3 separate regions of the Mus musculus genome follow, and all the other regions are linked to region 1. Evidence: chromatin loops called from intact Hi-C (ENCODE). Cell type or tissue: left cerebral cortex. All regions are shown on one strand.

Region 1 (8,000 bases):
TTTAATGACCCAAAACAGGTCTCTACACTATAGATGAGGCAGGTGAGCCTCTGAGGACCTAAGGGTGTATCCCTGTAGGTTCTATGGATGCTAGGCTAGGCTGACAATGCCCAAGTCTTTCTACGGGCACCTGTGCTCACAGCTACTAGGCAGGCGGCAGCATCAGAGACTCTGGGTGGCACCTGGACCCTTTGTCTCCAATTTGGGAAGGTGTGTCTAAATAGCTTCAATAGTGTATGCTGGAAACTGTCCACCAAGCCTGGGACCAACTCCTTGTTCTCTCTAGGTGGTGGCATCTCCAGCTACGCAAATGACCCTTCTAGGGCAGGCCAGAGTCTGGTTGAATGTCTTGAACAGGCACTTCGGGATGTGCCCAAAGACAGATATGCCAGCACTCCACTCTACCTGGGAGCTACAGCAGGCATGCGCCTACTCAAGTGAGTGCTTATACCCAGGGGCCTGCACAGCTCTTCAGCAGAGTAGAACTCTCCTCCCAGAGCAAGCTCTCAGGAGGGCAAGCCTGGCAGAGGGCACCTGGGATGAGCTCCATCAGAGTCCCCCTCCCCCATTCCACAGCCTGACCAGCCCAGAGGCCACAGCCAAGGTGCTGGAGGCAGTGACACAGACGCTCACACGGTACCCCTTTGACTTCCGTGGTGCCCGCATCCTCTCGGGACAGGATGAAGGGGTGTTTGGCTGGGTGACTGCCAACTACCTGCTGGAGAACTTCATCAAGGTGGGCCCTGCAGCCCAAAGAACCTGGGGTCCTGACAGCCTTGCTTGCTCACAGTCTTAATCCAACCTTTGTTCTCCACAGTATGGCTGGGTAGGCCGGTGGATACGGCCAAGGAAGGGAACTCTGGGGGCCATGGACCTTGGGGGTGCCTCAACACAGATCACCTTTGAGACAACCAGTCCATCTGAAGATCCAGATAATGAGGTCCATTTGCGGCTCTATGGCCAGCATTACCGTGTCTACACCCATAGCTTCCTCTGCTATGGCCGGGACCAGGTTCTCCAGAGGCTTCTGGCCAGTGCCCTCCAGGTGTGTCTACAAACTCAACCATGACACCATACTGGTGCCTTCTGGAGGAAGGGAGGGAGAAGGGACAAAAGGCAACAGGGCAGGGCCAAAAAGCAACTCATACTGAGCCCAGGAACCTTAAGAGTGGCCTCCTTTACCCATGGCTATACACATAGCAGTGAGGCCCACAGTGGGTTCCTGTCTCCATGATGATGTCTGCCTTTAGCCTCAAACAACATCTAGCTTCTTCAGCTAGGTGTGCCTCAGCTTGAGGACAGGCAGAGAGGAACTTGGTGGTATAAAGAGCTAGGAATGGGGGCCGAGAATTAGGAGAGCCAGGGAGTTATCTCAGAACCTTGAATACCTGGCCAAAAGGTTTGCTGTTTGTCCATCAGGTAATGGTTGCCATGGTTGCTCACAAACACAAAAATGATGTTGCCCAAGTTGGACTTACGAACAGTTCATCAGGCTGCCTCCCTGTGGTGGGGTGGAAGGCAGTGGCTAGAGTGGGGAACTCTATCTGTACTCTCACTAACTCCCCAGATCCATCGCTTCCACCCCTGCTGGCCAAAGGGCTACTCCACCCAAGTGCTGCTCCGGGAAGTCTACCAGTCTCCATGCACTATGGGTCAGCGTCCCCAGACCTTCAACAGCAGTGCCACTGTCAGCCTGTCAGGGACCAGCAACGCTGCCCTCTGTCGTGACCTCGTCTCTGGGCTCTTCAATATCTCCTCCTGTCCCTTTTCCCAATGCTCCTTCAATGGGGTTTTCCAGCCTCCCGTGGCTGGGAACTTCATAGTGAGTCCGGGTGGATGGATGTGGGGACGGGAGACCCTAAGCATGTGGTGACAGGGTGACTGCACACTCTTCTCCCACAGGCCTTTTCTGCTTTCTACTATACTGTAGACTTCCTGAAGACAGTGATGGGGCTGCCTGTGGGAACCCTGAAGCAGCTGGAGGATGCCACAGAGACCACCTGCAACCAGACCTGGGCTGAGGTGAGGCCTGTCCCCATATTCTCCACATCTGGGTAAGACACTTTCCCCTTCAATTTATCTCGCCATAGAGAGACTCAGTCATTTCAGATTGCTGACTACCTTAAGAAGTAGTCAGCTTAAGTGGGGAGCTTGGGGCTGAGTAAGCTAAATCTTCAGTGGTCTCCTCAGAGTTTGATCCTACAATCAAGGTATGGAACACGTAGAACAGGAATTGCAAAGTCTCTGTGACAACAGGACCTCAAAGCAGAAAGGGACAGAAAGGCAGGTGTCTAGGACAAAGCATGGGAACGAGTGTCCCACTAGTGGGAGAGGAAGACACAGGAGAGACTCAGCAGGGCTTGGGGTATTCCTGGAGAAATTGAAAATCGGGCCTGGACACGGACTGAACAGTAGTCCCAGAAAGAATAGAGAGGCCCTGATAGCTGGAGTGTGAGGTGGCCACCATGTCTCCTAGAGAAATAAGTCCCTCTAATCTAAGTCACCCAGGAAGGTCTCAAAAAAGTGGGGCCAGTTGGTCAGAGAGCAACACTTAAACCTGGACGCCTGTTCCTTTAATTATGATGCAAGAATGCTCCTATCCTCTATTTTCTGGTGGCCACCCTTGCTGTCCTCCTCATCCAGCTGTTGGGAGGGGAGAACACAGGCCTTCCAGCAGTCACGAGGTTTATCCCAGAGGAGTGTCTGCCTGGGAAGGGCGTTTTGAACTAGGTCTTTCTGTGTATTTCCTGCCTTTCTTGGCCTGAGCTGTAGTGGGAGGGGGATGCTGTACCCTGGGGGCCATAGCTTCTCGTGGTGTTGAAACTAACGGTGTCTCATTCTGTTCTTAGCTTCAGGCCCGAGTACCCGGACAGCAGACCCGCCTGCCTGACTACTGCGCTGTAGCCATGTTCATACATCAGCTATTGAGCCGCGGTTATCGCTTCGACGAGCGCTCTTTCCGTGGAGTGGTCTTCGAAAAGAAGGTGGGTAAATGGCGGGGTCAGGAGGATTCCTCGTGCGGTCTCTTTGAGGCTGATGCCACGCCCTCTCTTAGGCGGCAGACACGGCTGTCGGCTGGGCGCTGGGCTACATGCTGAATTTGACCAACCTGATTCCCGCTGACCTCCCGGGACTACGTAAGGGCACCCACTTCAGCTCCTGGGTTGCTCTCCTGCTGCTCTTCACAGTCCTGATCTTGGCGGCTTTGGTCCTGCTCTTGCGCCAGGTGCGCTCTGCCAAGTCCCCAGGCGCCCTCTAGGGGTGCGCTGGGAGCTTCTCCCAACTCCCGGCTATCTCTCTTCCCGAGGGCATCTCTGACCCTGAAGCAGCCTGGACGGTCCTTATCTACACTCACAGAAAGTCTACATGGGCAGCCCTGAGTGTTCTCAATTAATCCTCCGCTCTCTTCCTGGGATGTCAGGTCTCTTAGCCTGCGACTCAGGGTGAGGTCCATTCCGAGTGGAGCCTCTGTTCTGATTGATCTTCAGGGCCCTGGGTACTTTCTGTCTGGGCCTTTAGAAAGGCAAGCACCAGAGACTACAGGCTAGGAGTCAGCTCCATGCCTACTTGTAAAAAAATTTGTAATAAAAGATTTTTTCCTAGAGCAGTGAAGTGTCCATAGGGTGGGGCATCATTTGTTGCTCGTTTCTCCTGCCAGCTGTGTTGGCTATTCGGATAAAACCTGGTTCCAAGTCAGTACTTTTCTTGCTTCCTCCCTTTCTGTACCAGATCCGAGGTAATGGAGGCACTCCTACCTACACTGGTCTGGGGTTGTCCCTGAGTCTGAGTTTTCTCTGACTCAGAGAACCCTTGATGACATCCGTAGGAATTGAGGCTGCACTCCAAGTCCTCCCCCCCCCCAACTTATACTTGAAGTATCAGTAGACCTAAAGATCAGAGGCACTTGCATCCCACAGCCTAAGTTTCTGTAGGTGGAAAAGCGTGGCCCCGCTGGGCGTGGTGGCACACACCTTTAATCCCAGCACTCGGGAGGCAGAGGCAGGCAGATTTCTGAGTTCGAGGCCAGCCTGGTCTACAAAGTGAGTTCCAGGACAGCCAGTGCTATACAGAGGAACCCTGTCTCGGGAAAAAAAAAAAGCGTGGACTTCTCCCTTGCTTCTTTTATGGAAAATTAGCTCAGACTATTTCTGTTCAGTCAATGCCTCTTGAGGGCTGGGTTGGGATGGTAGCCGCTAGTGAGCGCATGCGCGCACGCACGCGCGCGCACAGAGAGAGAGAGAGAGAGAGAGAGAGAGAGAGAGAGAGAGAGAGAGAGAATCATTTGATAAATGTATAAACCTGCACTGACAGCCTCCTCTTTAAGTTTGTGAGCCTGAAGGACGGGAAGAAGTGGAGGGCTGAGGAACTCAACCTTGTTCTTTTCTCTGTGTGTGGTGTTTGTGTTTTTTGCATGTGACAAGGGTCTCTGTGTAACCTTGGCTGTTGTCCTGGAACTTACTTTGTAGACCTGGCTGGCCTTGAACTTACAGAGATCTGCTTGCTTCTGCCTCCGAGTGCACCACCATCGTCCAGGCCTGTTTTTCATTCTTAAGATAGGGTCTCATTATATATTCATGACTGTCCTGGAACTCGATATGTAGACTAGGCTGGTCTCAGCATCTTGAGAGATGGGATTAAAGGCAGGAACCACCACACTGATCTTCAACATTGCCTTCATGACTCAACCAGGGGGAGGTCTCTGGCGGGGGTGGAGTGTGCTCAAAGGGGACTGCACATGAATGGTGATCACCAGGCACCATGCATGTTCCATGTTGTGTGACTCAAGGGAGCTGAAAGCCATTACCTGGGATCATGACCACCTTGGACAGCTCCCAGACAACTGTCAACTACGTCAAGTTACTCTCGCCCCCTGGTGGTACCATTCGGGAGCGAGTCTGGCTTGATCTTGTGAGCCTCTTGTATGCTTTTCTTCCTGGTTTTAGAAAGCCCGGGCACGTCTCTGAGTACACCTGTATATCTCTATACACCTCTTTATCCTTTGTGGGATACATTTTGCAAACCTGCAACAGTCAGCCTAGTCTACATAGCCAGGATTTGTCCCTGGTGTTCCCCTAGTCTAAGGTCCTCCATTCTAACAGGGTGAGTGGTGAGGGTTTGGCAGTCGGACCACTAAGAAGAAGGCGTGCATCCTGGGACGCCCACCGTTAGTCAATTCCAAGTCAGATTCTTGGGTAATGAATGAGGAGGCATTCTGCTGTAGAGGCTAGAGGGCCCGAAGCACTCAGACGCCTGACAAAAGGGGACCCCCCAACAGGATGCAGAGGGAGGGGGCTCAGACTAGAGGAGATGTCCCGCCCCCGCAGGTGGAGCGCGCAGGCGCACTCCCGACACTTTTCTCTGGCCGCCGCGCCTCCATCCCATCCCGGATCCATTGCCGCAACGTCAGCGCCACCGCCTCCTCTTTTCCTCTTCCTCCTCCGCCCCTCTCGCTTCCCGGCTTCTCCAGTCGCAGTTCCCGGAGTGGGTACCGAGCCCGGGGCCGTGGGGTGCCATGCTGCCCGGGTAGCGGCGCTGAAGCATGGCGACGCCCGTCCCTCCGCCTTCCCCGCGGCACCTGCGGCTGCTACGGCTGCTGCTCTCCGGCCTCATCCTGGGAGCGGCCCTGAATGGTGCCACCGCCCGCCGCCCGGGTGAGCGAGCGCTCTGGGCGCAGGCTGTTGGGTGCTCCGGGGCTGGGATTGCGGGGCGGAGAATCCTGCCCCCGGCGCCGCCCTGGTTTTCCCTGCCACCGCCCCGGCCTTACCCAGGCCCACAGGCCAGGCAGGCCCGGTCCGCTGGGCATGGATTGGGTAAACAGGTCAGGCCCGTTGAAGGCCATGCTAGATGAATCTTCTCTCAGGTCCTTGGAGGCGAATGTAGATTTCACGCGCTTTGGGTCTTTGTCTCTGGGTCCCTGAATCAGTCTGGTGTGTGTCTTTGGGTCTGCAGCCATCTGGTTTCTGGTGGCCCATAAGTGGGATCCTGTGTCTTTGTTTGTGTGTCTCTGGGGCTTCCCGTTGGCAGGGTTGTTCTTGGGGTCTGTGGGCCTTGCATGTCAGCCCTGTCGTTCGTTCGTGTGTGTGTGTGTGTGTGTGTGTGTGTGTGTGTGTGTGTGTGTGTGTGTAGAGGGGTTCCCATGGAAGGTCTTAAGGGTTCCAGGTCTAGGGTCTTGTTCCAACTTAGTGGGGTCAAGCTGCCCCATCCCCTGCCCTGAAGGACATGCACCACTGTCCTCTGGTCTGAGGTCTGTGTAGTGACTGTTTAGAAGAGTGTGACTCCCTGACTGGGAGAACATTTTCTCTTTTTTTTCGAGATGGTTTCTCTGTATAGCCTGGCTGTCCTGATCTCACTCTGTAGACCAGGCTGGCCTCAATGCCTGCCTCTGCCTCCCAAGTGCTGGGATTAAAGGCATTCACCACTACTGCCTGGCTCTGGGAGAACATTCTTGACAGATGGGTCCTGAAGCCACAGGATCCAAATTGTATCTCCCCGAGGGGAGTGAAGTGGGAGAGGTTGCCCATATGTTCACTGAGTTCTTCTGGAACTATGTGTGGGAGCTGCTTTGAGCCCAGCTTACAGATGAGGAAGCTGAGGGCATGGAGAGGTGACTGGTACGTGGACTCTAACAAGATCGGTCTGGATATGGGACCTTAAGAGCTGGGCAAGCAACCCAGGAACTGGACTGAAGGTTGGCATGACTGGAAGAGACTCTTGAGGAGGGTGGAGTTCCAGACTGGGCCTTACCAGAGATGCCAAATAGCCTGCCTCCCTGGTGGACACCCTTCATGGATGGGACTAAGGCACAGTACTGAAGCCCTGGGCATGTGCTGGCCTCTGCCCACTGGCCTCTATAGCTGAATGCAGAGACTTGACATGGCCCATACTAAGCGTCCCCTTATCACACCTAGTGCCCAGGAAGGGCCGGTAGCCTAGCATGGTTAGAAAAGCAGATACTCTGCAGCTGCCATTGGTTCTGAGACCCAGGCTGGAGAGGGACTTTCTATCCAAGATAAAACAGTAGGTTGGTGGGCTAAGGAGGCCCTACAGCTCAAAGCCAGCATTGTGCTACACCTCTAGTATAGGTCTGACTAGCTTGTTAGCACCAGGGGCAGGGACTGTCTGCCTCCCTGGAGCCCAGCTGGTGGGTGGAGCCCGTGTAAGCCTCCTAGCACAGTGCTGTTTAACTCTCTCAAGTCCCAAGCTCAGGTTGCTGTTCCTGGAGGCTGCTGACAGTCTATGGTGGACAGAAGGTGCCTAGCCTGGGATTCAGTGTGCCACCAGAGCTTCTGGAACTTCTTAGCAGGAGACATAGAGTGTCAGATTACAAAGGAAAGTAGTGCAGTAGTGGCGCACGCCTTTAATCCCAGCACTCGGGAGGCAGAGGCAGGCGGATTTCTGAGTTCGAGGCCAGCCTGGTCTACAAAGTGAGTTCCGGGACAGCCAGGACTACACAGAGAAACCCTGTCTCGAAAAACCAAAAACCATATATAAAAAAAAAAAAAAAATGAAAACCCCCCAAAACCAAAAACAAAGGAAACTAAGGCAAAGTCTATAGGAGGCTATGGTTAACACATCCCATGGGGCCCACAGCATTGCCTGCAGTGTGCAGTGGAAGGAACTGGCTGGCCAGAGACACAGGAAGTTGATGGTCCTGCTGGGTATTTCCTTGGCCCTGCTGGCTTCCCAAGACAGAGACCAAAGTTCCAGGCTGGGATTATTCCTTACCTTTGAAGCAACTGAAGGTGTATATCCCATAGGAGAAACTGAGGCATAAAGCTCACTGCTCTGTGTAGCTGCATCACGATAGGACTGTTTGGCAGGTATAAGAGAACATTGTGCTCTGGGCCCCAAAAATGTGACTCAGAACTATGACCTAGACTGGCATCCCCAATACCGATCAGCCCAGGCCTTTCAGTGCCCTCATTGTATCTAAGCCAGTGGCATCTTAGGTCTCCCAGTGCCATGAAGACAAAGGCTAGGCAGAGACAGCCACTGTCTTC
Region 2 (8,000 bases), 84 kb before region 1:
GCCTGCTCCTGCTGGACAAGGACCTCTTCAGGGCTAGGGCCTCACCTTGGACTCACGCTCCTCCAGCAACGTCTCCAGGCGCTTCTGCGCTGCCCGGCCCTCGTGGTCATCGCTGACCAGCAGGATGATATGGTTCCAGTTGTAGACGCGCATCATCTCAAACCAGACGCTGGACTGGTGGGAGTAGGGTGGTACGGTGCGAAGGAAGCTCAGGTGGATGCTCTGTGGGTGCGACCGAGAGGCTGAGGCAGGACCAGGCTAAGTCTGCTTTCCCCTCTCCCACTGATGGGGTCACTTCCTCCCACCTGCCCTTCCTCCTTCCCTGGAGCATTTCCTGTGAGAGTAGATAGTTGGCATTTTCAGTAGCACCCTAAGGTGAGTGAAGTCTCAGTTCTTAGGGTGGTTGCCACCTTCCCAACAGCACTCCCTTAGAAAGGTTGACATAGAAGCTTCCCCCATTCCCCAAGACCTCAACAGATCTCACATGGTGCTCTCCCCAGTTTCAATAACTGTATTTTGGGCTGGGGGTATAGCTCAGTAGTACAGCATTTGCCTAGTGCAAACAAGGCTCTGGGTTCCATCCAAGGAGCTGGTAAGAAAATTACAACTGGGGCTGGAGAGATGGCTCAGTGGGTAAAAGCACTGACTTCTCTTCCGAAGGTTCTGAGTTCAAATCCCAGCAACCACATGGTGGCTCACAGCCATCTGTAATAAGATCTGATGCCTTTTTCTGGTGTGTCCGAAGACAGCAACAATGTATTACTTATAATAATAAATAAATTAAAAAAAAGAAAATAACAACTACGTTTATCTGTAAGTTTTCTGTCTTGGGGTCAAACTTGGGTTGCCTTTCTTCCCTTGAGCCAGAGGCTGTGGCTTACTAGTGCCTTGCTGCTCAAATGACCCTAGCTGCCAGGACCTGTCTATGTCTGTCTGAGTGAGCTTGGCTCCTTCTGTGTGCTCATGACTTACACTGTTCTTGGTTCTCTGATGCTTCTAGGTTTTTTTTTTTTTTTTACCAGTTCCCTCTTGGTGGTCTGGGGCAGTGCTTTGGAGAGATAGAATGTTCACTGCCTCTGCAGCTGGCTGCAGGCAGCTTGCATTAACTTTGGTGCTGTGACTCGCTCTTTCTGGCCTGCAGTGTGATGGGCAGAGGGCTGACTTTGAGTTGGAGTCATCAGGGGCTGGAGTGTACCTGTGATCTTTGGCCCCACCTCTGGCCCTTCACAGGCCCAGTGGGTTGGCCTGTGGTCCAGCTGTGTTATGGGACCTCCTCCTGGTTTCTTGTTTGTCCTGGCTACTTCACCTCTTATGGTCGATACTTGCTTTTATACATGAGGGCAAAAGTGTTCCAGAGGACAAATGGCCAAGAGGCATAGGTTGAGAGCATGTTCCTCATTGGCATACAAAGAGTGGCTTAGGTGCCTAGGTATGTGAGGCTCTTGACCTCAGTCTGATCCTCTCCCGACAGGCCCTCCTACAAGTCCTCCCTCTGAGGCCCTTAAAAAAAATAGTTATTTAATATACATTCGTACACTGTAGCTGTCTTCAGACACACCAGAAGAGGGCATCAGATTCCATTAGAGATGGTTGTGAGCCATCATGTAGTTGCTGGGAATTGAACTCAGGATCTTTGGAAGAGTAGTCAGTGCTCTTATCCTCTGAGCCATCTCTCCAGCCCTCTCTGAGTCCCTTTTGTCACCAAATGGCAAACCCACCACATGCTTGGGTCTGAATGGCCAGACTCCCTTCCTTAAGACAGATTTTTCAAGAACTGTGGGCTCTGGACAGGAAGACTCAACTCTGGAGGGCCTGGGGATATCTGGAGACCTCCCGTGCAGCCCACAGCCCTCTGGCTGATCCCAGGCACTGGCTGGTTGTCTCCTTGTGGCTCCCGGATAGCTATAGGCTGTCCAAGTCTACAGGTTACAGGGAGAAGACTATGGTGTTTATTAGTCCACTGGGTATCCAGAGACCCTGATGCTAGAGGTCGAAGTCTGACATTGCTAGATTAGCAGTGCTTCCTCTTCTCTACTCAGGGGACACAGGACCCTACCACTTACCTGACAAAGATTAGGTAGAAATGTTCTGAGATCCCTGGAGTGCCTTCCCAAGCTGATGAGGTATCTCAGTACCTTAGCCTTCATCCAATGATCTACACCCACCCTGGATATTCTCATTCTGTTCACCCCAAATAAAGTGTATGCATGCAAGCCCATCCTGAATAAAGGTGGGCTTTATACACAAGCTAAGATCATCTTAGAGAGCTGTTTCATTGACGATCGTGGGAGAAGTCCCTCTCCTAAAAGAGCTGTAACACTAAGATCCACAGAAAAGCCTTCTCTCTCCCCCCACTCCCACACCCTCTCAACGCCCCCCATTCACTCCCAGTCAGACTGGGATCCTGCAGAACTCCTTTCCTTTGGGGTTCCATGTTATCCTTTCAGCCCAGTGTGAAGCAACATCTGGACACCCTGAGAGGGAGGAAGCAGAGGACTTGGAACCACAGCTGGACCCCAAAACGCATACCACAAAAGGGTAGCTGGATTGCATCCCAGTTGATAGAGTTTTACAACATCATGGAAAATTAAAACTCATATAATCTAGAGCAAGTTTTCTGTGTCTCTGGGTCGTGGTTTCCTATAACTCAGTAGCTATTCTTCAGCATTTGGACCCAACTGAATGGAGGCTAGCCCAGCCTTTAGGCCACAAGAGCTCTCCAGAATGCTGATCTGAGATCCTTTAGTCCCTGAGACATGCAGTCTCCTGCCACAAGCTACCCTGTGTTCTGTCTACCCTGTGTTCCATCTCCTATGTGCACTTCAGTTGGCAAGACTGGGGTCCACAGCATCCCTGTCTACCTGAGTACGTCTCCATCCAGGCACCTGCTGCTCTTAGAAACTTCTCTCCAACTCTTTTGCTGCTGCATACAAAACCTACTTGTCCTAGGAAGTTCCCTGTCACCCCTTGTTTAGCCCACGAAGCCCTCTTCTCCCCAAAGGGGGTGTTACTGTTTCTTTTTGCCTGTCATTAGGAACCATCCTGAGTGCATGCGACTGTATGAGTATCTGTGAGGATGCTGGTGTTGCATGAAAGAGTGTGTGCGGCTGTGTGAGAGCATGAGAGCATGAGCACTGGGATTTGAGTGTGAATGCTAATGTGTGGTGACCGAGTGTGAACACATATAAACATGTATGTGACTAACTTCTCACAGGCCTGAATATTAGTGCAATTGAGAATGGATAACTTCTATACCTGTACCTGTGAGACCTAGTGTGAGGTATGTCTGTGTGGTTATGAGTGAGTGTGTGACTTATGTGCTGCCTGGAGCTGACCACAGGGAGAGGAAGATAATTGGTTCTGACGGCTTACCTTGTCAGAGTAGATGGACATTCGGGTAGTCAGCCCCAGGACGGGGATTCTGTAGAAGCCAGCTGTGTAGGAGACAGGGGTGGGAGTGAAGTGGTCGTTGGGAGTAGGCGGGTGACTAACTAGGATAGCGTAGACCTGTGGATACAGGAGACAGAGTCAGCTCTGTGGCGTAGGAGGAACACTGTATTAGGATTTGAGATCCCAAGTAGCCAGAGCTGGAGCCGCCCGCCAGGGGCCCAGGTGATGCCATTTGTGCTCAAAGTCCCACACATCTAAGACACAAGAGAATAAGCCACCTATTGTAGAGAAGGGGCAGCACTGAGCAAGATCTAGGGATGTAGACCACACACACACACCCCACACACACCACACCACACAAACAACACACACACAACACACATATATACACACAACACACATGCACCATGCCACACACATACACAACACAACACACACACAACACAACACACAAACACAAACACACATATACACACACAACACACATGCACCATGCCACACACATACACACCACACACGCACAACACAACACAACATACAAACACACACACAACTCACATGCACCATGCCACACACATACACACCACACACACACCACACCACACAAACACACACGCACCATGACACACACACACACACACCACACAAACACACACACACCACACACACAAGACACCACACAACACACACTACAACACACACACACACACAACATGCCACACACACATACACACCACACATACCACACACATACACCACACCACACACACACACACACACACAGAGGCACATGCAGTTGGTAGATCCTCTCTTCTGACCAGGGCTCACCGCTTGTAAAGTGAGGCAGGGTGGGAATGGGGACACAAAACTCTGGCATGGCCTCTACACTCTGCAATGTGAGGACTGCTTCTCACTGCCCTCACCATGATCCCCAGCCTGCACACTTTAGGTCACATTGTATGTAGGTATGCATGTGTATGAAGGTATGTAGGTATTCTTGAGCAAGGGCTGGAGCATGTTTGCACTATACACACCAGTGTGTCTATCTTGATATAGGACTCTCATGATGGAAGCAGTGTTGCTATGTGCACTGACCATATCAAGCAGGGTGTCCATGGATATACAGATGTGTGTGAGTGAGCATGTGCAGTTGACTGTGTTATTTTGAGACGTAGTGTGTGCTAGTGCCATGTGCATGAACATGTGTGTGAGCAGATATGTTCATGGATGTAGATGTCCTTTGAAAAGCAAGTATTAATAGACTTGGCACAGTCTCTGTTCCTGTCCTCATTTTACATAAGATGGTGCATTGCAGTGACTCTCATGGCTTCATTGGAATTCAGCAGCCAGTTCAGCTAGGGGAGGACAGCTTCACCAGCAACATGTCCTCCCCTGCAGCACACTGCACTCAGCTCCCACTCTGTGCCTTGGTGTCTCTGGCATGCGCAGTCCTCACTCCAACCCCTGCAGAGCCTGTTTGCTCTGGCACCTGGACCATCCTATGCAGACCCATGAATGGGGGAAGGGAAGAGAGGTAAGGAAAGAAACAAAGATAGCCCCAGGCCTCATCCAGCCAGTTCCCTGAAGTGCTCCTCCATCTTGTGCTCAAAATGTCTAGAACCACACTGACTAGATGGAACAGATCACCAATGATAGTCACATGACAGCACACATGGTCCTCTGAGGACCAGTCCAGGGGGAACCAGCAGACACAGACATTTGTCCCAGGCCTTTCCAGGGACCAGTTGGCTTGGGGTGGTCTGGTAAGGAGACTGAGAAGGACCAGGGAAGGATCGAATGAAACTGGGGCAGTGGAGGATGGTGGAGGAGCAGGGGAGAGAGGAAGTAGTGGTCACCTGGCTAGAGATGAGGTCCTCACACACTGACAGGGCCATCTGTATGGCGTTGGGCTTGTGGGTGACAGAAGTGGCGTTGAGCTGTATCTTCCAAGAGCCGTGTCGCTTATTGGCCTGGTTTACTGCCTCGCGGAACATCTGCTCGTGCTTGCGCGTGCTCAGCACCGCGCCGATGTTGACAATCTTGGGGTCGCAGGCAGCGCGGGCGAAGGAGCAGGAGAAAAGCAGGGCGAATGTCAGCAGGTGCATGGTGCTCATGAGCCTCGGGCACAGCGGGCCTGGTTCTGGGTTGCGCGAGCGCGACCACCTCGCGATGTACGGACCCCCGGGCCCCCGCGCGGTCAAGCACCCGCGGATTCTTCAGGAGCCCAGGGCGAGCGCGGCGGGTGCTGTCCGAGGTGCTGAAGCGTATTGGGCGCTGCTCGAACACCCGCGCGGAAAAGGCGAAAAAGACAGCTGCCTGGACTGTGCGACTGGTCCCGATGCTGCGGCGACTGCAGCAGCTGCGGAGTCGTGAGCGGGACCTACGCGTTCTACCCCTCCCACCGCCCCCGCTTCCTGACGCGGAGTCGAGCGCGCGCCTCCTGACGCGCGCCTGCGTTGGCGTAAATGCTTGGAGCGCGCGAGTGAGACGCGCCCACGTGGGCATGTGCACGCGCGTTAGCATACAGAGAACCAGGGACAGTCATCCGTGTGGTCCCGACTTGCGATAGCTGAGCCGGGTTTCTTATCACCACGTGCACCTGCACTCTTAAGTGTATTTAAACAGGAGGGAATGCATTGTGAATGCTTGAGTGTGCGCGCTCAAGTAGAAGTTCTTACCTACAGTTTGTAATATTTTGGGACTTGATTCTTCCAAGGTCAGGAAGAGGCCCTGTCCCTCTATACCGCTGGGGGAAGGATATTGGTGATTTCCTTCTGATAGGGCTCAGTATTATAGGAGAGAGTTGGATACACTCTAGAGGGTGAGATAGGATTGCTAGAGTTCAAGGCCAGCCTGGGCTACATAGTGAGTAACAGGATCTGTCTATAAATAAATAAAACCAAATTGGAGGGAGGGGAACACCACACCTTGGATCCGTGACTTAGACTCCCTTCTGGAGGTTAAGAATAGGTGTGACGGCCGGGCGGAGGTGGTGCACGACTTTAATCCCAGCACTCTGAAGGCAGAGGCAGGCAGATTTCTGAGTTCGAGGCCAGCCTGGTCTACAAAGTGAGTTCCAGGACAGCCAGGGCTATACAGAGAAACCCTGTCTCGGGGGGGGGGGGGGGGAAGGAAAGGAAAGAAAAGAAAAGAAAGAAAATTTAAAAAGAAGAAAAAGAAAAAATAGGTGTGACATTGGCTCCTCTACTATAGAGTGGTACCTTCTAGGAGACCTGAAGGAGACCAAGGACAGAGGAAGCTGTTTATAGCAGCTAAAGCAAGGTTAGACATCAGGCAGCACTGTCTGAATTAGATTATTTTGTATTCCCTGCTTCCTCTCTTTGGCTGTTCACCAGTGTGAACTGCATCTTGCTCCCAGCAGTCATTTCCCAGAGCTCTCCTTGTTTCTCAGTCTGGCAATCCTAATTCTTTGTCCCCCTCCTGCCATGTAAAGTACAGCCTTTCCCAAATTAAAAAAAAAAAAAAAACTGCTGAAGCTCCACCCCTGCCAGTGACATCAGTATTTCCAATAGCAACCAGGATTTTGCAGGCTCCCCTGTAAATGCTTCCTAGGGGATAAAGGAGGAGGTCGTCACACCTATGTGCTGAGCAGTGCAGGGGAGAATCCTGGACCCACACGTTCACACTCCTGAGTCCTCTTGTTAAAGCTGTCTTCCAGAGCAGAGGACAGGCAGGCCTGTGGCACTGTCTAAGACCCCTGTCTTGGCTCCCTTTCTTTTCTCTGCTGCCCGGAGGTTCCATGTCTGCACACTCTCTGTTCTGGCATTAAAGAACACAGAGGAAAGAGCTCAGCCTCATGGCCTCGAGGCTCTAACAGCTTTCAGGAGTCCCGGAGCTGGCACCATCTGCACACATGTTGGGGCCATCTCCAGACATCTGTGGTTTCTGACAAGTCAGGGCCTGAAGGCTGTATAGGGGTGGGCCTGGGCTCTGTCACTTCATGATAGGGCAGGAACCACCCATCCACCCCATGAACCAAAGACTGTTCCTTCTGACATGTTAGATCTTTTTGCTGAATATTCAATGATCAGTAGGTAGTTGTTCCCACGTAGGAATCTGAAATTGACCATGGTAGAGCTACTTATTTATACCAGGGAAGATTTGTCACGCAACAGAGTTTCCCTTCCTGAGAGCCCATTTGCCAGCAATTCTTGGGCTCTTCTTGGGCTGTGGGTCCTCAATCTTTTGGTCTAAACTCCTTGGAAAGGGCTCAATAGTGAGGGCAGGGAGAAGGCACAGCCTCTTCGACCCACCATCTCTTTTGACTCTGTTCCCTCTTATTCCTCAGGGGCTTGGTTGGATACAGTCATACAAGCCACCAATCGTGTTTCTGCCTGCTGCAGTAACAGACTGACTGACAAACTGTCTTGGGTTGAGACCTCACGGGGTCCTGGGGAGGCAAAGGCTGTGAACATGACCAAAGATGCTCAGAATTGTTCTGTGGTGGAACCCCTGGATGGGATCTGCCCCCAGGCTAGTATAGGAAACTCTGTTGTGTAAAGAGCATCAACAAAGGAGACTATGAATGCTTATGAGTCTACCCATGCTACTCCACTGCTCTGCCAATTGCAGCCCAACTGTGAAGGGGT
Region 3 (8,000 bases), 69 kb before region 1:
TAAAAGTCCTTCCCTTGGGGGCTGAAGAGATGGCTGCGTGATTAACACTGGCTGCTCTTCCAGGCTCGAATCCCAGTACGAACACTACATGACTAACAATTGGTCACTCTGGTCCCAGTGGCAACAGTGCCCTCTTCTGGCCTTCATGGATACTTCATACAAAAGGTATGCATACATGCCTGCAAAACACCGATACACATAAAATAAAAATTTCAAAAAAATAAAATAAAAATAAAATAATAAAAACGATCCTTTCTTCATCCACCTTCTCATGTTAGTTTTAGGTTTGGCTCAAGAGATTGTTGTTCAGCCAGCCATAATCAATCAATCTTTTAATTACAATTGGATTCAGTCTCTAAGCTTTTTTCAGGGGTCGGGAACTCCATAACACAGACCTATATGAAAACCCAGGCATGACAGCACATATCTTCTGTCATTACAGAGCTGAGTGGAGACAGACAGACAGACAGACAGACAGGCAGACAGAGAGAAAGAGAGAGAGATTGAGGTCTGAGCAAAGGTTTTACTCTACTTTTTACATTTATAAAGAGAATACATATCTTACCCATTCAGAGTAATTACATGTAGTTCCTACAAATATGAATTCATTTATCCTGACTAAGGATTGAGGTTTAAAGACCTCACCTGTTCTTTATAGTCCTAGGGTTTTACACAAGATGAATTCTCTAATGTTAAATCCAGTCTAAATAAGTGTTAAGGACCATGACTCAATATAATTACTTTTGTTGTTTAGATAAAACTCCACACTTTTTTAATCCCAGCACTCAAGAGGCAAAGGCAGGTAGATTTCCCTGAGTTTGAGGCTGGCCTGCTCTGTAGTTCCAGGACAGCCAGGGACAGAGGAGCCCTGTCCTAAAAGAAAGATGAGGGCCCAAGAATAACTCCAAAGTTCATAGGCTCAAGTAGCTGGAAGAATGCTGGTGTGGCCTTATGAGAAGGGAGACATATACGGTTCAGACCTTTTTTTTTTTTTTTTTTTTTTGGTTTTTGTTTTTTTTTTTTTTTGGTTTTCTCGAGAGAGGGTTTCTCTGAGTAGCCCTGGCTGTCCTGGAACCCACTGTGTAGACCAGGCTGGCCTCGAACTCAGAAATCCGCCTGCCTCTGCCTCCCAAGTGCTGGGATTAGAGGCGTGCGCCACCACGCCCGGCCGGTTCGGACCCTTTTGTTGGTGGGTGGGTGGTTTTGTTTGAGACGGTGCTTTACTACACATTTCAAACTGGCCTTAAACTCACTGTGTAGCTTAGATTATCCTCAAGCTCACAAAAATTCTCCCAACTCAACCACCAATTCTGACCGTGAAATCCCTCTGCCTTAACCTCCAGTGTGTTGGGATTGTAGGGTGTGCCACAGATTTAAAGTAAATTTCTTTATAGGTATTTCTCCATTTCCCACTTCTTGAGTTGGTTTTACCACCTTGTAACTTAAGAGTTTTTCTATTTTACCTAAGCCTCTTGATTTATGAGTACACTGTCTTCTATCTTGCTGTTCAGTGCTGGCAACCATTTGGCCTAACTGAAACTATCACACAGTACCCAAACAACAGGAAGCTATACCTTCAAATGCACAAGTGTTCATCATAGGCCACATATAAGATCTGACATATAAAAGACTTATGTCTCTTACAATCTATTTCTCTCTTCCCTCCCCCTTTCTCCCTCTTTTCCTCCTTTCTTCTCCATCCTCCCCAACAGGGTCTCATTCAGTTCTAACTTTGAACTTGAAATCCTCCAGTGTCAGCCCCCTGAGTATTGAAAGCACAGGTGGGGCTACAGCTAGCTCTTCCTCCAGTCTGCTAATGTGGAAACAGTTAAGGCTTTCCATCACTTTTTTTTTAAATAATTGTTTATTTATTTTATGTATATGAGTATACTGTAGCTGCCTTCAGACACACTAGAAGAGAGCATCAGATCCCATTACAGATGGTTGTGAGCCACCATGTGGTTGCTGGGAATTGAACTCAGCATCTCTGGAAGAGCAGTGAGTGCTCTTAACCACTGAGCCATCTCTCCAGCCCCCTCCATCACTTTTTTTTTTTTTTTTTAAGATTTATTTATTTATTATATGTAAGTACACTGTAGCTGTCTTCAGACACTCCAGAAGAGGGAGTCAGATCTTGTTACGGATGGTTGTGAGCCACCATGTGGTTGCTGGGATTTGAACTCCGGACCTTCGGAAGAGCAGTCGGGTGCTCTTACCCACTGAGCCATCTCACCAGCCCCCCTCCATCACTTTTATTGTAAAAGTTTATAACCAAAGTTTCAAATTTTTCAAAAATATATTACTTTTAATTTTATGTGTGTATGTACATTTGCATAAAGATGCTCACAGAGGCACCCTTGGTCTAGAGTTACAGGTGGTTGTAAGGTGCCTGATGTGGGAACCCTTGTCCTCTACAATAGTACACTCCTTCAAACCAATGAGCCACCTTTCCAGCCCCCCTTTTCATTTGATTCAACATTATTTTCTAATTTAGTTTGTGATTTAAAAAAAACCCAAAACCCTCTTATTTAGAGTGGTGTTTACGCTTTTCAAATATTTATTGATTTCTCACTTTTCTAGTCCAAATATGGCTAAAAATATGTTATGTGACCAAAATCTTTCCAAATTTATTTCGACTTCTTTTAGGTCTTATATATGGCCTATAATGAATTTCTGTGTGCTTAAAGGTATAGCTTCCCATTGTTTGAGTACTGTTAGACAAGACTTCACTCACTCTGGGGCCCAGGCTGGCTTGGAACTATGTAACTTCCTTACCTCTGCAGTGTTAAGAGTCTGTATATGGGCACAGACAGGTGTTGCTTTGCTTTAATTATGAGAAGGGCAAGGTTACTTCATCATTGCTCTCTGTGGCTGACTTGGTTTTCCTCTTTCAACCCCTTCAAGACCTTCAATGTCGCTAGATTCTGAACTTGGACAAGGATTTGTCCCACAGTGGCTTATCATTCTTGCCTGGCTTGAATTGGAAGATTTTCAGCTCCAGATTTTGTTTTGGTCTAACAAACTCTTCCTATTTCTTCCCTCAAAGGTTTATTTTTTTTTTTAACGTAGAGCTCTAACTAGCCCTTTGGTATGCCAACTGCCACCTCATGGTCATAAGCAGTAGCAGAACGTGGGAATGTGTAGACCTGGCTTGAGTTGGCGTGAATAGCCAACAAGAACTCCGCCTTCATTTTGGAAGATATGCAGACCTCAAAGTCATTGCACCATCTGCCATGGTTCCGAAAACCTACATTTGAGAGCACTATTGTAATAGCGATCTGTGAGGACTTAAAAGTAGGGAAGGGGCCGGGTGTGGTGGCGAACGCCTTTAACCCCAGCACTCGGGAGGCAGAGGCAGGCGGATTTCTGAGTTTGAGGCCAGCCTGGTCTACAGAGTGAGTTCCAGGACAGCCAGGGCTATACAGAGAAACCCTGTCTCGAACCTCCCCCAACCCCACAAAAAAAAAAAAAAAAAAATGTAGGGAAGGGGCGCGGGATCAGGTAGGTCTTCTGTAGGAGATTCAAACTAAATGATCGCAACGTAGGGAACTCTCCAAATGCTCAGAAATACCACAAGTAAGTTGGGAAGCAGCAGTTTCACCCACCGGACAGTGGGCAGTTTTGTCGTTTTGCATGTTTTCCTCGAGGGAACCACGCGCACGGAAAAGTGAGGTCGTTTTAAACCCGTTGCCGAGTACGTAGGTAGGGCTAGGAGCGGAATGGTCGCAGAAAGGGTCGCTCCCAGGCCGGAGCGACTAGAAAGGCCAGGCCGCGGCCTCAGGGCGCAGAGCCACCCCAGGACTCAGCCTCAGCAGGGCCGTCCCTTCCTCCGGTCAGGAGTTTTGCGTTTCACCTCCAGGCGCGCCAGGGTGATGCCCGCTCCCCGAGATCGAGCGCAGGACTCCGGCAAGGGTGATAGTCCACAACTCAAGCCAGACGTAACTGCAACAAAGAACACTTCTCCAAACCGTAGTCAGTCCGCCCCCAACAGGGAGTCTGCAGGACGCCTGCAATGGAGCGGATGCGCGCGATTCAGCGACGTAAGGACGCGATGAAATAACGTCAACGGCACAGGGGCGGGTATCGTGACGCCAGTGACCCGCCAGGAAATACCAGCACAAGGGTGTACGCAGGCGCGGTGCTTAGACTAGGGTTCTGAGCTTGCGCAACGACCGATAAGACGCGGCGCGTGCGCACTGGTGTTTAGGGCGATGGGCGGGGTGTGGATGCCTTCGTTATGGCAGCCCGCGGTCTTTCTCAGTCTTGGGCTTCCTGACGCCTCCAGCAAGCGAGGTCTTTTGGGCCGGCTTCGCAGTTATGTACCCACCGCCGGCGCCGCCGCCGGCGCCTCACCGGGACTTCATCTCGGTGACGCTGAGCCTGGGCGAGAGCTACGACAACAGCAAGAGCCGGCGGCGGCGCTCATGCTGGAGGGTGAGGCGGGGTCCGGGCTGGGGAAGCCTTACCGAGGGAAGTACCTAGCTGGAGCGTTCGTGTCTCTTCCAGCGTCCAGAAGTTTCTGTGCTGCGTCTGGTTCTCGCAGCTTGGGTTTCGGTGTGGTTGCTTCCCCTGCCTAATGTCAGGTGCCCTGGGGATCCTGAGCTGAGGGGGCAATGAGCACAGCCCGTATGGTCCGACGATGCCTGAGCCAAGTCATGGGGATTTCAGGAGTTTTTCTCCAGTGCACGTGCAGCTGGACACATGGTGTACAGATCTTGTGCCATGTATGGGATGGTGTGCTCTGTCACCTCTAGCACTGTTCTGTCAATGTAAACTTTGCTGAGAGGGAACTTACCTGCCCTCAAGTAAGGACAAGCCTTACATAAGGGTCTCTCTGAATTGCTCTTTTAACCGAATCTGTGACAAGTGTCATTTTCCCGGCTCTTTCTTAGAAATGGAAGCAGCTTTCGAGGCTACAGCGGAATGTGATTCTCTTCGTCTTGGGCTTTCTGATTCTCTGTGGATTCCTGTACTCTCTTCATACGGCTGACCAGTGGAAAGGTATGAAATACCAGTGGTGCTCGAGCAGAGGAGATGCAGGCTGAGGTCAGATACAGTATTGCAATCCAGATAAAACAGTACCACAAGGCATGTGGTGACAGATTGGCAATAAATACAGCAGAGGGGAAAATGTGGAGCCCAGTATGACCAACTGGTGTACAGGTGACCCTGTAGGTCTTTGGGCCAACAGTGCTGTCCCTCCCCTCCCCATCAGTCTATAGCAGCAGATCAGCACTAATCACATGTCCCTACCACGTGGTACAGTGTGTTTGCCTGGGACCAGTGGATATCCTGAGAGGATCCTAGGATTCCTTCTGGGCTGCTTTAAGGTTGGAAACCCAAACATTGCTTCAGATTGCTCAAGTCAAGCTGCCTGTTTGGGCACTATTAAATTGATATGTTGCGGGGCTGAGGGGGTTGTTGTATGTTGTGTTTAAGGACACACTCTGCCAAATGCTTGAAAAAGAATTCAGCCTGGAAAAGACTGTGGTCTTCACACTTGGGAAATAGAGGTAGGAGGATCAGGAGTTGAGGCTAGCTTGGGCTACATAAAACCCTGCTCAAGCTGGGAGGTGGTGGCGCTTTTAATCCCAGCACTTGGGAGGGAGAAGCAGGTGACTCTGAGTTTGAGGTCAGCCTGGTTTACAAAGCCAGGGCTCCACAGACAAACTCTCTCCAAGATACAATGACACTAACAGCAGATTTGATTCCTCTGGGCCTTCTTGAGTTCAGTGCTTCTTGGAGGTTTCACTACCTGAAACAAATAGCACCTGTTTAGACATCTGTTCTGGAGCCTGTAATGGGCCTTAAGGTGAAAAGGTTTGCTTCCACAGCTCTGAGTGGCAGACCTGCAGAAGTAGAGAAGATGAAGCAAGAAGTCCTGCCTGTCTTACCAGCGCCTCAGAAGGAAAGTGCTGAACAAGAAGGGTTTGCAGACATACTCTCTCAGGTATTTCCAGTAAGGGCTCTGTGGGTTGTCACTGGGGTCTGTTTTGGAGCACTCTAGGTTGGTAAATGCTACCCTCTCTTCCCTGTCACAGCCAGCCTCACACTGGCTCAGGTGAGGCTGACTGTATGAAGTTGGGCAAGAAAGAGGCAGACATTTGCTTCATTCCCTTTGAACGCCACCATGACATGATTAAGCTCCTGTGTCAGGCATGTGTTGGCTGCCCACTGATGAGGAAAGAGACTTTCCTCTTTGGAGGAACCACAGAAGCCGATAGGAAGGGCAGGTGAGAGGCCAGCCGTAAATAGATGAGACAGTTAGTTGGTTGGCATGTGTCAGAGTACAGATCAGTGTTGAGAGGCGGAACCACCCCTGCCTCCATTTAAGAAGCCTCTGTCTCTGTCTGGGTGGGCAGGGCAAGGTTGAAGGAGATAGACCTTTGTAAAGTGACCTGCTGGAGCTAGGCTGGGGTGTCGAAACTGGGATCTGTCCAATTGTGGTTCTTGTGGTGCCTGAGGGACAGTGTGCTCAGGAAGAGCTGAGGAGGGAGAGGAGACTGCCCAGGCAGAGGTACTGCACAGTGGAGCAAGATGCCGCCCAGGGAAGTTACGGTGTGGAAAAGAGTGAGGGTCCCCATACAGAGGCGCCTTTGAGAAATGAGTAAGAGTCAAGGAACACTGAGCAGCTCCATCTGATGCTGTGTTGTACCTAACAGGCAGCGTGGGGCCATTATGGGTGGGTGGTATTAGAATCACCTGATAGAGGAGGCATTTCTGGGGAATCCTGGGTAGAGAGGTAGTGTAGTTTGTCTAGAAGGGGTTGGGACAGGCAGGCCTCATCCTGGAGTACTCAGTCTGAGAAGCTTAGGGTTGTGGAAATGGGGCAGATGGAGTGGAGCCCAGAGGTAGGTCAGAGGCAATAAATTCAGGGGTCTGGCAATAAAAGAGCCAGTTGCTGAGAGCTGACTTGTGATAGGGCCAGACTCGGATTTCTTGAGAGTTGGGGTAGTTGTCCACTGCAGTTGAGTTCTACATCTCTAAAGCCTTTGGCTATTTGGGTTTTGTTTGTTTGTTTGTTTGTTTGTTTTTGTGTTTGTGGTTTTTTTTTTTTTTCACATAGCCAAGGCTACACCTAGCAGATGTTGCAAGTCTTCAACTTCTTCTATGGGTAGTCTTGGGCAGAGGTAGAGTTTTCATATCCCTGAAGACTATAGGGTATCATACAAACAGGAAACCTCTGCAGATTGCCACTCTAGAAAAATGTCTCCTCAGTACTGGTTCCAGGTCAACAATGGATGAAAGTTGGCCTGGGATCCAAACATGGGATGTCAGCCCTGGTGAATTTAGGAGTGCCTTCATTCTAATCAGGGAGTGTTGTACTTTTTCTTCTTCAAAAAGCTTGTTTCTAAGTTGCTAGATGCTCACTAGAAAGTACAAGAAAGTAGACAGGCAAGTGTCTTGGTCAGGCCATAATGGGGAGAGGGGAGAATTTGCAAAAGGACAGTGAGTGTGCCATCCCTGTGGAGCTGTTCTTAGCTTGGCTGGCAGACTTGCCTCTAGACAGGGCCTGTGCACATGCTGGTTTCCCCATGGGGATGGATGCTGCTTCCTGTTTCCTTGTGTTCTTTTGCCTCTAGCTCATGAACTATCCTAACAGAAAGAATTCAGGGGTCTTGTGTGATAAAACTTTTTCTGGAGAGGCATAACACATGTTTACTCACCCCAAGATAGGAAGCCCATGACAGACCAAAGTATGGATATCACCAAAGTCCAGCTTGGTGAACCAGTGACTTTCATTGGAGTTACTTACAGGAATATGTGTGAGAAGTGACTCAAAGACAGCTGTGTGCCTACCCAGTGTGGGCTCACAGAGCTGGAAACCTGGAGCTACTGAACAGTCTGCAGGCAGCTCAGCAGGTCGAAGAGTGTCCTTTCCAGGTGGTCTAACCCTCTTCCAGGAAGCTCGGCTGAAGCTCAGCTGTGTTCTGCTCTTTCAGGCAGCTGGTCTGGTCTCAGTCTTTGTAGCTTGTCTTGTCTGAGGGTCTTCATTGCAG

Evidence for each region. Peaks named below come from ENCODE experiments on the same cell type or tissue, not always from the same donor. Only the 100,000 strongest peaks of a DNase experiment are listed, where the experiment ranks them.
Region 2: a loop joins it to region 1, with 9 times the contacts of the local background. A loop is called at or near these places in 2 of 42 quality-filtered maps.
Region 3: a loop joins it to region 1, with 3 times the contacts of the local background. A loop is called at or near these places in 2 of 42 quality-filtered maps.

Annotation. Positions count from the first base shown.
Region 1 is chr2:25,397,715-25,405,714 of GRCm38, forward strand. It overlaps Entpd2 (ectonucleoside triphosphate diphosphohydrolase 2), which reads left to right. Exons shown (of 9, transcript NM_009849.2): 3 at 287-437; 4 at 577-736; 5 at 818-1,045; 6 at 1,568-1,822; 7 at 1,903-2,022; 8 at 2,850-2,984; 9 at 3,056-3,609. The coding sequence ends at 3,259. Npdc1 (neural proliferation, differentiation and control 1) reads left to right here and starts at 5,336. Exons shown (of 9, transcript NM_008721.4): 1 at 5,336-5,651. The coding sequence starts at 5,540. In left cerebral cortex, CTCF peaks have their summits at 3,255 and 4,874 (motif pointing left); DNase peaks (open chromatin) are centred at 3,237, 4,921, 5,372, 6,466 and 1 more place; H3K4me3 peaks cover 2,921 bases; H3K27ac peaks cover 1,695 bases.
Region 2 is chr2:25,313,383-25,321,382 of GRCm38, forward strand. It overlaps Grin1 (glutamate receptor, ionotropic, NMDA1 (zeta 1)), which reads right to left and starts at 5,805. Exons shown (of 20, transcript NM_008169.3): 1 at 5,247-5,805; 2 at 3,373-3,507; 3 at 46-222. The coding sequence starts at 5,504. In left cerebral cortex, CTCF peaks have their summits at 1,565 (motif pointing right) and 3,651; DNase peaks (open chromatin) are centred at 3,511, 4,880, 5,824 and 6,999; H3K4me3 peaks cover 3,317 bases; H3K27ac peaks cover 1,881 bases.
Region 3 is chr2:25,328,543-25,336,542 of GRCm38, forward strand. It overlaps Man1b1 (mannosidase, alpha, class 1B, member 1), which reads left to right and starts at 4,201. Exons shown (of 13, transcript NM_001029983.2): 1 at 4,201-4,434; 2 at 4,893-5,001; 3 at 5,835-5,950. The coding sequence starts at 4,318. AA543186 (expressed sequence AA543186) reads right to left here and starts at 4,029. Exons shown (of 2, transcript NR_027448.1): 1 at 3,606-4,029; 2 at 1-179. In left cerebral cortex, CTCF peaks have their summits at 147 (motif pointing left) and 3,986; DNase peaks (open chromatin) are centred at 119 and 4,108; H3K4me3 peaks cover 2,087 bases; H3K27ac peaks cover 1,091 bases.